3 separate regions of the Homo sapiens genome follow, and regions 1 and 3 are each linked to region 2. The links are chromatin contacts, found by Hi-C or POLR2A ChIA-PET in ENCODE. All regions are on one chromosome and are shown on one strand. The core of a region is the stretch at or near the end of the contact, and the rest is flanking DNA. Distances in the headings are between cores, read along the strand shown. Region 1 overlaps LYPLAL1-DT (LYPLAL1 divergent transcript). Region 2 overlaps LYPLAL1-AS1 (LYPLAL1 antisense RNA 1). Region 3 overlaps LOC105372926 (a long non-coding RNA gene).

Region 1 (4,302 bases), core at 562-3,061, 380 kb before region 2:
GAACCCCTCTGTTATGCCAGGGGGATGACAAAGTATGTTAAGTCACCAGCCCCTCTGTGTTATGGTGGTTCATGTTGCCAAGGCACGTGTGGCAAATTTGCAGAGTTGGGGCAGTGAATAAGAGAAGGTCAGTTTCTAAAAATTCATCTCACAGAGTATATGAAGTAAAAAGCCTAGGAGAAGTACTTTTCTCAATTAAAACTTAAGAATATATGAATATTTGTGGCTTCTAGAGTTTGACCTCTCAGTACCTAAGCTATTCCTGATTTATACTTGGCAATCTGTATTTATTCTTCAGTTCATAGAATATTAGGGTCAGAAAGAAAGGTTTAAAATCACCCATTGAATATCTGGAAGGCTTAAAGAGTAGCAGTTCAAGAATCAGGCAGAGCTGGCTTGAATTCTGGTTTCACACTTTACAGGCTGTGTGGTATTGAATAAAGTGCTTCAAATATTGAATCCCCAGTTTTCCTATCTGTTAAATGAGGATAATAAATAACACTTCCTGAGGAGAGAAACAGAAGATTAAATAAAATAAAGCAAAAAGTAATATGCTGTAATTCCCTCAGAAGCATTGTGTTTCACAGTTGTCAGAATTCTGAGTTCTAAGCAACAGAAACTGACTTTGGTTACATTAATCAGAAAAGGAATGTATTGGCAAGATATCAATAACTTAGAGAATTAATCAACAGTTGAGAATTAGACTCTGGCAGAAAAATAAGGAAAGCAGGTTATGAGCCTGAAGTCTGCTTAGGACATAGGAATTGATACTGCTGCTACTGGATTCTTGCTGCCACACCAGTAGTCTCTCAAACCTTCCACATTGGCTGGGAAAAATCTCTAACCCTCATTATTCAAAGCTACAGGCAAGAGAATCTTACTAGATAAACTTGAGACATGTATCTGTATGCTATTGTCCAGAGGATAAATAAGAACCCTTGTGCTACATATTGAAAGAGAGGGTCTGTCTCTCACCTTATGATTCCTCCACATAGGAATAGAATGGGATATTAAGCATATCACTAGGCTTTAAAGCAAATCTCAATAAATTTCAAAGACTTAGTGTCAAACATAATACATTCTCTGACCACAATTTCAATTCTGTTAAATTAGAGCTCAGTAAATAAAGGATAAATTTTAACCTCCCTAATATTTCTATAAAGTGTAAAAAATAAATTTGAATGTAACTGAGTCAAAAAGAAACTATAGGGGAAGACACAGAGCAGGTTGGCCTAATAGAACTCTCCAACAATAGTCCCCCTACAGGAACACTAAATCGAACAACTATCCACACAAGAAAGCACTTTTATGAGAACCAAAAATCAAGTGAGTGATCACAGTACCAGGTTCTAACATCATATCAAAGAAAGAGGCATTGAAGAGGTTAGGAAAGATAGTCTTGAATTGCTGATGCTGCGGAGAGGATCTGTGTTCTTGTGGGGGAGAGAGTGCAGTGATGTGGGACTTTGCATTGGAACTCAGTGCAGCCCAGCCACAGTAGAAAACAAGATAAGGCAGAACTCAGCCAGTGCCCATGGAGGGAGTCCTTATATCCGTCCCAGCAAGAGAGGAATTGCCCTTCCCAGTGGTTGGAACTAGAGTTCTGGCTAGCCCCACTACCATGGGCCAAAGCACTCTGGGATACTACATAAACCTCAAAGGCAGTCTAGGCGACAAGGACTGCAATTCCTGGGCAAGTCTTGGTGCGTGCTGGGCTAGAAGGCAGTAGACTTGGGTTGACCTAATGAGACACCAGCCAGGTGGACAAGGGAGTGCTTGCATCACCCCTCCCCCAACCCAGGCAGTGCAGCTCAGTAACCTGGGGGAGACTCCTTCCTTCCGCTGGCAGTAACTAGGCAGTGGTCACCATGGGTCTTGAGCAAGACCCAGTGCTGTGCTATCTTTGGGTGTGACTCAGCACAGTCTCAGTGTGGTAGTCACAGTGGAGCTTGCATCACCCCTCCACAAGAGGAGTACAAGCAAGTGCAGACTGCAAATATTACAATAAATATCTAACTATTCAATGCCCAGACACTCACAAACATCCAAAAGCATCAGGACCATTCAGGAAATCATGACCTCACTAAACAAACTGAAAAAGTCACCACTGATCAATCCAAGAGTGACAGAAAATTCAAAATAGAAATTTTGAGGAAGCTCAATGAAATTTAAGATAACACAGAGAAGGAATTCAGAATCCTATCAGATAAATTTAACGAAGATACTGAAATAATTTTTGAAACATGTAGAAATTCTGAGCTGAAAAATTGAATTGACATACAGAAGAATGCATCAGAGTCTCCCAACAGCAGAACTGATCAAGCAGAAGAAAGAATCAGGCTATTTGAAAATACACAGTCAAAAGAAACAAAAGAATAGAAAAGAATGAAGCTTGCCTATAAGTTCTAGAAAATATCTCAAAAGGGCAAATTAAGATTTACTGGCCTTAAAGAGGAGGTACAGAGATCAAGGTATAAATTTTATTCAAAGAGATAATAACAGATAACTTTTCAAACCTAGAGAAATATATCAAAATTCAAGTATAGATGGGTTGTAGAACATCAAGTAGATTTCATCCAAATAAAACTACCTCAAGACATTTAATAATCAAACTTCCAAAGGTCAAGGATAAAGAAAGGATTCTAAAAGCAGCAAGAGAAAAGACACAAATAACATACCTTACAATCTAGGAGAGAGTGGCATTACATATTTAAAGTGCTGAAGGAAAAAAGACTTTTATCCTAGAAGAGTACACCCAGTGAAAATACCCATTAAACATGAAGAAGAAATAGGCTTTCCCAGACAAACAAAAGCTGAGGGATTTCATCAACACCAGAACTGCCCTACAAGAAATGCTAAAGGGAGCTGTTCAATCTAAAATGAAAGGACACTAATGAGCAATAGGAAGTCATCTGAAGGTACAAAACTCACTGGTAATAGTAAGTACACAAACAAACACACAATATTATAACACTGTAATTGTGGTACGTGAACTATTGATATCTTGAATACGAAGACTAAAAGATAAACCTATCAAAAATAATAACTACAACTTTTAAGACATAGTATAATAAAACGTAGATGGAAGCAACAAAAAGTTAGAAAGCAGGGGGATTAAGTTAAAGTGTAGAGCTTTTATTAGTTTTCTCTTTCGTTGTTGTGAGTTTGGATTGTTTTGTATCCAGTGCTAAGTTGTGATCAGTTTAAAATAATGAGTTCTAAGATGTTATTTCCAAACCTCATGGTCACCTCAAATCATAAAACCTACAACAGATACACAAAAAACTGAAAATCAGTAAATTAAAACAACCCACCAAAAAAAATTAACTTCCCAAAAAGGAATACAGGGAAGAAGGAAGGAAGAAAGAGAAGAGCACACATAAAACACCCAGAAAACAAATAACAAAATGGCAGTAGTAAGTCCTTACTTACTAATAATAACATTGAATGTAAATGGACTAAACTCTCCAATCACAAGACATAGAGAGCCTGAACAATAACAATAATAAAAAAACAAGCTCTAACAATCTGGTAACTATAAGAAACACGCTTCACTTATAAAGACTAACTTAGACTTAAAATATAGGAACTGAAAAATATTGCATGAAAATGGAAACAAAAAAAGCAGAAGTAGCTATATTTACATCAGACAAAATAGATTTCAAAACAAAAACTATAAACAGAGACAAAGAAGGTCATTATATAATGATAAAGAAGTCAACTTAGCAAGAGGGTGTAACACTTGTAAATATATATACATTCAACACTGGAACACTCAAACATATTAAGTAAATATTATTAGAGCTAAAGAGAGAGATAGACCCTAATACAATATTAGCTGGAGACTTCAACACCCCACTTTCAGCATTGGACAGAACCACTACACAGAAAACCACCACCAACAACAACATTGGACTTAATCTACATTATATACCAAATGGACCTAATATATATTTACACAATCTTTCATTTAAGAGCTGCAGAATACACGTTCTTCTCCTCAAGGCATGGCTCATTCTTAAGGATAGATCACATGTTAGAACAAAAAACAAGTCTTAAAAAATTAAAAAATTGAAAAAATATCAAGTGTCTCATCTTTCCAGTTTTATTCTCAATGGAATAAAACTAGAAATAAATAATTAGAAAAATATCAGAAACTATACAAACACATGGAAAATAAACAATATGCTCTAGAGTGACCAGTGGGTCAATGAAGAAATTAAGAATAAAATTTAAAAATTCCTTGAAACAAACAAAAATGGAAACACAATATATCAAAACCTATGGAATGCAGCAAAAGCA
Region 2 (4,141 bases), core at 693-3,192:
CCTACTTCTTGGTTCACTGATGATGGTTCTATGCTATTAAGATGGAAACTATTTATTGGGTACATTATGGGTCCAACAGGCTTTAGTGAACTGGGCTGACCTGGGGAAGTAACCATCAAACATGACTTTGTTTCATCGGAAAAATTTGTTCTGGGTTCTAAACAGCTGATTTACATACAATATTTTAGTACACAGCTCATTTTAAATTGAGGACTGCCTGTACTAAGCTTCTAACTTCTAAGGATAGAAAGATAGTCCCTTTTATTTTTCCTGTTCTGCTTTTGGAAACTACCAACAAGGGTGCCAATTAGCACCAGATGGGACAGGGACTGTGTGATGTGGAACTCCGACCACTGGGAACTGGAACAAGTCCACTAATGTATTAAGCAATCGAAGAGCCAGAAGTTGGGCAGGCTTCAAATTTGGCACAATGTAAAGTTCGGATCTGTAAAGGCCCAGCTTTATACACAGAATCTGTCCCTTCTCGACTCACTGCCTATGAAGACTAGCAAGGGGAATGGGAATTTAGAACTCTAATACCTTCAAGCCTGTAGACTTTTATTTGCATGTTGCCTTTCACTCTGTATCTTTTCTCCATTTTGAACTTGAGTAAATCTTTATGGAATAATTAAGAGGAGGTGTAAATGCTTGTTTATCTTGGAAACCTGGATTTTAAGTCTATAATTCTTACTTAGCTGCCTTTACTTTCTGGATATCTTGATTTTTTAAATAATAACTCTGCATACGTCCAAAGTCAAAATTAAGAGTAGAAATGAAACATCAGGTTAACTCAAACTCAAAGGTAATTGAGATTTAAATGGTATGTTTACTAAAAACATAGATAAGTGAAGCAACATGGGAATTTCTATCGATATTATTCAGATAAATGTCTATTTTCTTCTCCTCGTTTAGCCAGCCACGTGCCTTCAATGCAAGTTTAGCTTGCTGAGTTTTGTCACTTACCACTCATGCTGTACTACATTAGCTTTCCCAGGCAGTGATCTAAATCACCTTGAAGACTGTTGAACACAAGATAAATTGAACGCAATCTTGCCTCAGCTTCATACAGCCTGTATTTAATAGAAATGAAGTTAGGTTTTGCCTATAAAATGAGTGTCTTAGATCTGAGCACTACTTTCCAAATTTTTTTCTTATTATGGCACATATGGAAAATGATATTATTTAGTAGTGCTCACTGGTCTAAAGAGATAGATAAGGTAGCTCATGGCTAGGGAAAAGTGACTGAGGGCTCGAGGTACCCCAGATTCTGCCCAGCCAAAATAGGGCTGGGGGATCAATACCTTGACACACCTGGATTAGTAGCACAATGTGTTCACATCTACCACTGGGAACACCAGATTGGAAGCTCTGTAGTAAAAGATATTTAAGGACTATTTGGAGATTCTATGACTTCTTTATAGTATAATTTACTGGGACTTGACCACCGATGTGTGATTTGGGTATTATGGTTCAAAACTTTCTAAATCATAAACTGATCCCAGAATGTTTGATGCTTGGTTAACAGCATGGAAAGGCCCCTAATGCTGGGATGACCAACTGTCCCAATTTGACCAAGAATGAGGGGTTTCCCATGACGTGAGACTGTCAGTGCTAAAAGCAGGGCAGTCCTGTATAAACCAGGGCAGTTATCTCCTACCTACACTGTATTAAAATCCTTTATTAAGGAAACAAAGAAAAGAGAATCCAGGGTTTCTGCTTTCAGGGCTTGGTGTTTGTTGTAGTCTTTCTTCCCCGGCCATTGGAACCAGAGGCAGCACCCCTGTGAACTGGTCATAGAGTCCAGGTCATCTATGGTTTAAAAAGCAGAAGGCTATGATTTTTCTTATAAAATGTTTTCCTTTGTAGAGTTGTTTTTGCCAGTTCCAAGAGGAAATAGTGGGCTGAAATCAAGAGGCATGACTGGATGACTAGTACTAAGCAAATGATTCGTGCAAAGATTTCACTGGAAACATTCAGACTCATAACAATAGTAGTTCTGACATGACTACCTCTTGCCTGAGAAACTCATAAACATGGCCTCTAGGCTATACTTTTTTTTTCAGCAGCTGCTGGTTCTTTAATTTAATTATAAGTTACAAGTAAGCTTCTTAAAGAGGCCATGTGTGTACCAAACAGTGTTCAGAGGACACTCCGTTCACAAATTTTATGACAGTCAGCACTGTTGGAATTACATGTTCTAATATGAGATGGGTGGACTGGTGTGGGAGAAATAAGAGCCACCATTCTCCTCCTCCCCCACCCAGACTTAAACCAAAATTGTTTTTGAGGTTCAAAAATATTCACATGACAGCTTTCTATGTTTGGCTGGGGCAGACTAAACTGCAATGCCAAGAAAATGGTTCCTTCTAGCTTTAATTCTAATACAGATGTCACAGGACCTGAGAGGTGCTTCAGTGCTGGGTCCTCGCTCTCACGCAGAGCTCCTGTTTCATTATGAACATTTATTATGCACTTACTTTTGTGCACAGAACTAGGCTTTGCGCTGAATGAGAAATGCGTAAGGTAACAATCTTTGCCCTCAATGTACACACCATGTCTTGAGGGAAAAGCCATCAAAGCAAGTAATTTTTACACAAAGCAGAATAAAAGAATAGAAATGTAAAAACATAAAAAAGGAAGAAATGGCATGTGAGCTGGTGGTATTTGGCAGGGTTCGCCATGTCAGTGAAAGGGGTGAAATTTGAAGTTCTAGAAACACACAACAGGAAGTTTTTTTCTCTTGCCATTACCCACCAAGACTAACATACTCTTGCTTCTCTGAGATCCATGTCACACAGAAGCCTCTTTTCCGAATGAACGTTGACTTTGAAGTCAGACAGATTTGAGTTTGAATTCCACCTCTGTCAGGCATGAACTGTGTGACTCTGGGAAAATTAGTGTCTCTAAATTGATTTTCTACGTTATAAAAGAGAATAACCAAAACCAGCTTTATAAATGTAGAAGAGGTAAGATATGTAAAATTACCTCATACAGATCTTCTACAAATTGGGCAATTTATGAGAGAGAGGGAGAACTACATGTAGTGGGAAGACTTGTACTGTACTCTCTCATGGTGTATAATAGCCCCCAGCTCTTTCATTATTAGAGAAACCAACAATACATTTTAAACTTACGGTAAATTAGATTCATTAGAATCTCAGATTCTAAGAATGAAATCCTTAGAATTGAATTAGACTCATTGTTTTCGTATTAATGTCTTTTTCTAAGGAGATGGTGGAGTTAAAGATGCATGAAGGAATGAAGGGAGAAGATGTGTAAGTATGTGGACAGCCAAAACCTGACAAAAAAGAATGAATATAGTTCAGAAGAAAATGCATATTTCATGTCCTATCTTCCAGTAAAAACTAGTACATATTTATCTTTTACATGTGTTTTATTATATCTTTGGTTACTGATATTTGGTCAAATGTAAACAAAACACTCATTGGATATACCAAGCATCACTTACAATGATGCAGCTTTATTCTTCTGGAGAAATTGTTGGAGGGAATTGCAATATGGTTTTGCAATGTGTGTAACATTTTGGCACATACTAGTGATAATTTTCAATGATTTTTCCCCTTCATGAATATATTCCAGATATTAATTTGAGACTCTAATATGAGGAGACCAACTTAGGTAACCCAGTGGTTCAGGGTTAGCAGGTTGGATGTGATTATCTCCAAAAGTCAACTCCCCTCTCCCGCCTCCTTTAGCCATCTTTTCCACTGCTTATTTCTTCTTACCATTAGTAATATTTTTTCCCTAATACCTATTTCAGCTTTTCTTCCTCAATAACTAGCTGTCTTCAGTAAAGAAAAAAACCACACTCCCTTTTAAACTACAAAGATAGCATCTTTCCCCACTTTTAGACTCAAATAAGAAGAGGAGCCGTACAAGGGGTAGAGCTTGGTAGATGACAGAAGAGGTGCAGAGGAAGAAAAGAGCAAGGCAAGCATGGTCTCTGTTTCCCTCCTTTTCTTGGCCCACATACTATTTTCTCCTCCAAGTTCCTGACTAATTACAAATTCACTGTGGGAGGCTGTTGTGCTTTCCACCTGGTTTCCATTGCACGGGAAGGAGATCAGTGCCCAAAACACATTTCAGTGCCTGACATGGAAATGCCAAGAGTTGAGATACC
Region 3 (4,088 bases), core at 783-3,282, 330 kb after region 2:
CACTTGAACTCAGGAGGCAGAAGGTGCAGTGAGCCAAGATTGTGCCACTACACACCAGCCTGGGTGACACAGCAAGACTCTGTCTCAAAAAATAATAATTATATATATATATATATATATTTAGGCCAGGGGCAGTGGCTTATGCCTGTAATTTTAACATTTTGGGAGGCAGAGGCTGGAGGATCACTTTACCTAGGAGTTTGAGACCAGCCTGGGCAACATAGTGAGATCTTGTCTCTACAAAAAAATTTTTAAATTAGTCAGGCGTGGTGGTGCATACCTATAGTCCCAGCTACTTAGGAGGCTGGGGCAAGAGAATCCTGCTGCTGCATTTTGTGCTACTGCACTCCAGCCTGGGCAACAGAGTGAGACCCTATCTCAAAAAAAAAAAAAAAAAAAAAAAAGAAATAAAAAGAAAAAGAAATACATATATATATTTTAAGATCCATTTTAGAGTTGCAACACAATTAGGAGGAAGGTACAGAAAGGTCCCATATAGCTCCTGCTCCCACACATGTATAGTCTCCTCCATTATCCACACCCCTGGACAGAATGGAATATTTGTTACAATTGATGAACCTACATAGACACATCATTGTCACTTGAGGTCCATAGTTTGCATTAGGGTTCATTCTGGGTGTTTTCTATTCTACAGGTTTGGACAAATGTATAATGACATGCATCCACCAATATAGTATGATTCAGAGAGTTTCCACTGAATAAAATCTATTTTTATTAAGTTGGCATACAATAAATGAATTAAGCATCATAACAGCACAGTGTAGTGGGGAAAGCTGAGACTCTGGAGTCAAGCAAGCCAGGATTCATGCTCTGCTTCTATTACTTACATTGTTGTGGTTAAGGCAGGTTACTCTCTGAGATTCTGTTTTCTCCTCTGTAACATTAGAATGATTATACTTACATGAGTCAATAAGAATAAAATGAGAAAAAATGAAATAACAAAAGTTAACACACTTGGTACAATGTCATAATAAATAGCAGCTAGCTACTCCCATCCTTGATGTATATCCAACCATAACTGCGATCCCATCATTAACAGGTTCTGACATTTTTGACTTGTCTTCATTATTTTCTTGTTTATAATAAGTGGCAAACAATGTCAATAGCCAGCTCAGTTACCCATAATAGTTGCAATATTTAAGCAACACCAAAATAATATGTCAAATTATAAAGACAAATATCTCACACAAAATGGGAGAAAGAATTACTGGAAAGAAATGAGAGGTAAATTCATAACTTCCACAGTGCATTATCTGAGAGAAGAAAGTTTTGCTGTGATTTAAATCTTAATAGGTAATTTAAATATAGATGTATAACATTATAAAAGTGCATTTCATTGAGTTATAGAATTTCAGCATTGTTAAGTCCAAATCGTTATCAGATACATGAATATCATTAAAAATGCTTTTTACTTTAATTTACTCATTAGAGCACTTTTTGAAAAGGCTATTTAGGAATCCCTGAGTAAGCAAAATGGTCACAACCCAAGAATAAGAGGTTAGAAGTGATAAAGGGAGGTTATCTTCAGAGAATCCTCTCCATTTATAGGTACTAAGCTCTGAATGGGTACATAACACTATAATAAACCTTCAAAAGAGATGCGTTGGAAGAAACATACAAATTTAAATCTAGTAGTTGCTCACTAATGGGCCAAGGCAATTGGAGAGAGATGCTGTAATAAGAGATAAAGTTCAATCAGCTCCTTTAGTCCAGAATTTTTCAAAGCGTAATCCACAGTCCAACTGTACCTAAATCCTCTAGGGACAGAGAGTGATGGTGGTAGACACTGAAAATGCAATGTCTTAAACTCCATCCTAGAACTCTGAACAGAATCTTTGAAGATGGTTGTGAAATTAGCATTTCTCAAAGTCATTTTTAATAAATTCTGAATGTGAAACCAGACTTGAAATGTGAAAGGAAGTGAAAAGACAAAGCTGGATACTCATCATTGAAAAAGAGGCAAAGTAGATAATGTGCTAATGGAAAGAAAGAGGAAAAGGAAAATTCAGTCATCTTCATGTGATGTGTCATAACGTATCATTAAGAAAGCACCCATATGACTCATTCCCAACTAAACTGCATCTGAGAGAGTCTCACTCAAAATATTACCCTACTCTTCTAAAATGATTCCCAAAGTTTAGCCAAATTTAAAATGGAAGGCTGGAGGCAGGGAATATTTATTTTCTCTAATATATTGCTTTCACACTCAATGTCATATTTCTCTTAAGACTTGAAGGTCTTTAGAGAAAGAAAAGCCTAGTGGAAAACCAATATTGTTTTGTATTAATGCATCTTTCTAGAAAACAAATTAACTCACATTCAGTCACATAAAGATAAATTCTTCAGGAAAGATTGTCAAGAAATAATAGTAGGCTGGGCATGGTGACTCATGCCTGTAATCCTAGCACTTTGGAAGGCCAAGGCGGGTGGATCACTTGAGGCCAGGAGTTCAAGACAAGCCTGGACAAATGGCAAAACCCTGTCTCTACTAAAAATACAAAAAAACAATTAGCCAGGCATGGTGGCTAACACCTCTAATCCCAGCCACTCAGGAGGCTGAGGCAGAAGAATTGCTTGAACCTGGAATGCGGAGGTTGCAATGAGCTGAGACCACACCACTGCACTCCAGCCTGGGCGATAGAGGGAGATCCTACAAAAAAAAAAAAAAGAAAGAAAAAAAAAAGAAAGAGAAAGAGAGGGAAAGAGAGAAAGGAGAGAGAGAGGGAGGGAGGGAGGAAGGAAGGAAGGGAGGGAGGAGGGAGGGAGGGAGGGAGGGAGAGAGGATAATTGTTTAATATAAAATAATTTTCTTAAATTTCCAGAAAAAAGAATGAGCACTCTCTTCCAGTTCCTTGAGAGACATGGAAACTATGATGTATTTTCTTACCAAAGGGTAAGTTCCTCCTACTCATTTTATCCTAACAAAGCTCCCAAGGAGCTAACTTGAAAATGTTGTCACAAGTTAAAGTATTTTTAATTCAGACCGCACATGAAATGGAGTTTGTAATTTCATCTTGGTCATTAGATCATGTAATCTTATACTTTTCAATTGCCTCTTTGCGTTTTTCTTATTCCTACACCTTCATCTAAAGCCTAAACCACAAGCTGTCTACCTAACTACGGCTGAGGAGATCATTGCCCTAAAATAATGAGATAAAATTTGAGATATAGAAAGTATGACAGAATTCTAAGAAATTGGAGGTATAATATCTGCCTGAGGTAATCAAGAAAAATTTCATGAAGAGGAAGAATCCTGATAAAAAGTATACATTTCATATGTAAACACATGGACACAGGGAGGGGAACAACACACACTGGGGCCTGCTAGGGCGGGGAGTGCGCAGGGTGGGAGAGCATCAGGGAAATAGCTAATGCATGCTGGGCTGAATACCTAGATGATGGGTTGATAGGTGCAGCAAACCACTATGACACACATTTACCTTCGTAAAAAACCTGCACATCCCGCACGTGTATACCCCGGAACTTAAAATAAAGTGTAGATTTCAATGAAAAGAGATGACCAAAAAAGGATACTACAAAAAGAGAGAACAGGAATAGAAACATGAAAGTCAAAACTGAAGAACATAATTAGAGAAAGGCATCTCTCTCCTTCCACTTTCCCTCTACATATTTTATCATTCCCCTGATCTTATCTATTTGACTCTTTCAATGCTTCTCCAAACTTTGCTTTACATTAGATTCTCTGTATTATTATTCTAATTAATACTTTCAATACCTATCTCCACCTAGACTATTGTGACCATCTTCATAATGGTCTCTTCTATTCATTTTTTCATCTTTGTATTAATCTGATGCTTCATTTTACAGCTTAAAAAACAGGATTGGATTTCTTGGTGCCCACTGAATAAAGTCATAAATCTTTACTCTAATATTGAATGTCCCATTATGTCATTCTAGGCTTTGGTTTTATAATTTCCCTTAATGCAGATACATGGAGGTCATGAAATAAGCAAAGAAATCAAGTAACAAAAAGACTGAGATCCAATTAAAAAGCCATGAATGCTTAAAGCATGGTTCATGAGGATTTTCCAGTGGTCTGAGTGCTC

What was found. Hi-C counts contacts between places; a loop is a spot of excess contacts on that map. ChIA-PET counts read pairs that join two places held with the same protein, here RNA polymerase II (POLR2A). Pooled maps may share reads with other maps.
Region 1: a map with no recorded cell type shows a loop between it and region 2 (12-fold over the local background). The contact joins two enhancer-like sites. A Hi-C loop is called at or near these places in 28 of 37 single-sample maps with no recorded cell type and 6 of 50 pooled maps.
Region 3: a loop to region 2 is called in a pooled map, with 10 times the contacts of the local background. The contact joins two enhancer-like sites. A Hi-C loop is called at or near these places in 7 of 37 single-sample maps with no recorded cell type and 3 of 50 pooled maps. POLR2A ChIA-PET finds 5 or more read pairs at or near these places in 1 of 52 experiments (activated CD4-positive, alpha-beta T cell).

What each region holds. Positions count from the first base shown.
Region 1 is chr1:219,087,245-219,091,546 of GRCh38, forward strand. All of the region lies in intron 3 of LYPLAL1-DT (LYPLAL1 divergent transcript), which reads right to left. Among named protein-coding and RNA genes, the nearest start is that of LYPLAL1-DT, 84 kb to the right of the region's middle. RefSeq lists an enhancer at 1,978-2,027. Within about 2 kb of position 1,812, at least 7 of the 41 ENCODE cell types and tissues checked have a DNase peak (open chromatin) inside an H3K27ac peak, as active enhancers do.
Region 2 is chr1:219,463,474-219,467,614 of GRCh38, forward strand. The region is part of intron 2 of LYPLAL1-AS1 (LYPLAL1 antisense RNA 1); the gene reads right to left. Among named protein-coding and RNA genes, the nearest start is that of LYPLAL1-AS1, 92 kb to the right of the region's middle. Within about 2 kb of position 1,943, at least 2 of the 41 ENCODE cell types and tissues checked have a DNase peak (open chromatin) inside an H3K27ac peak, as active enhancers do.
Region 3 is chr1:219,796,404-219,800,491 of GRCh38, forward strand. It overlaps LOC105372926 (a long non-coding RNA gene), which reads right to left. Exons shown (of 6, transcript XR_001738473.2): 3 at 849-895. Among named protein-coding and RNA genes, the nearest start is that of SLC30A10, 130 kb to the right of the region's middle. Within about 2 kb of position 2,033, at least 3 of the 41 ENCODE cell types and tissues checked have a DNase peak (open chromatin) inside an H3K27ac peak, as active enhancers do.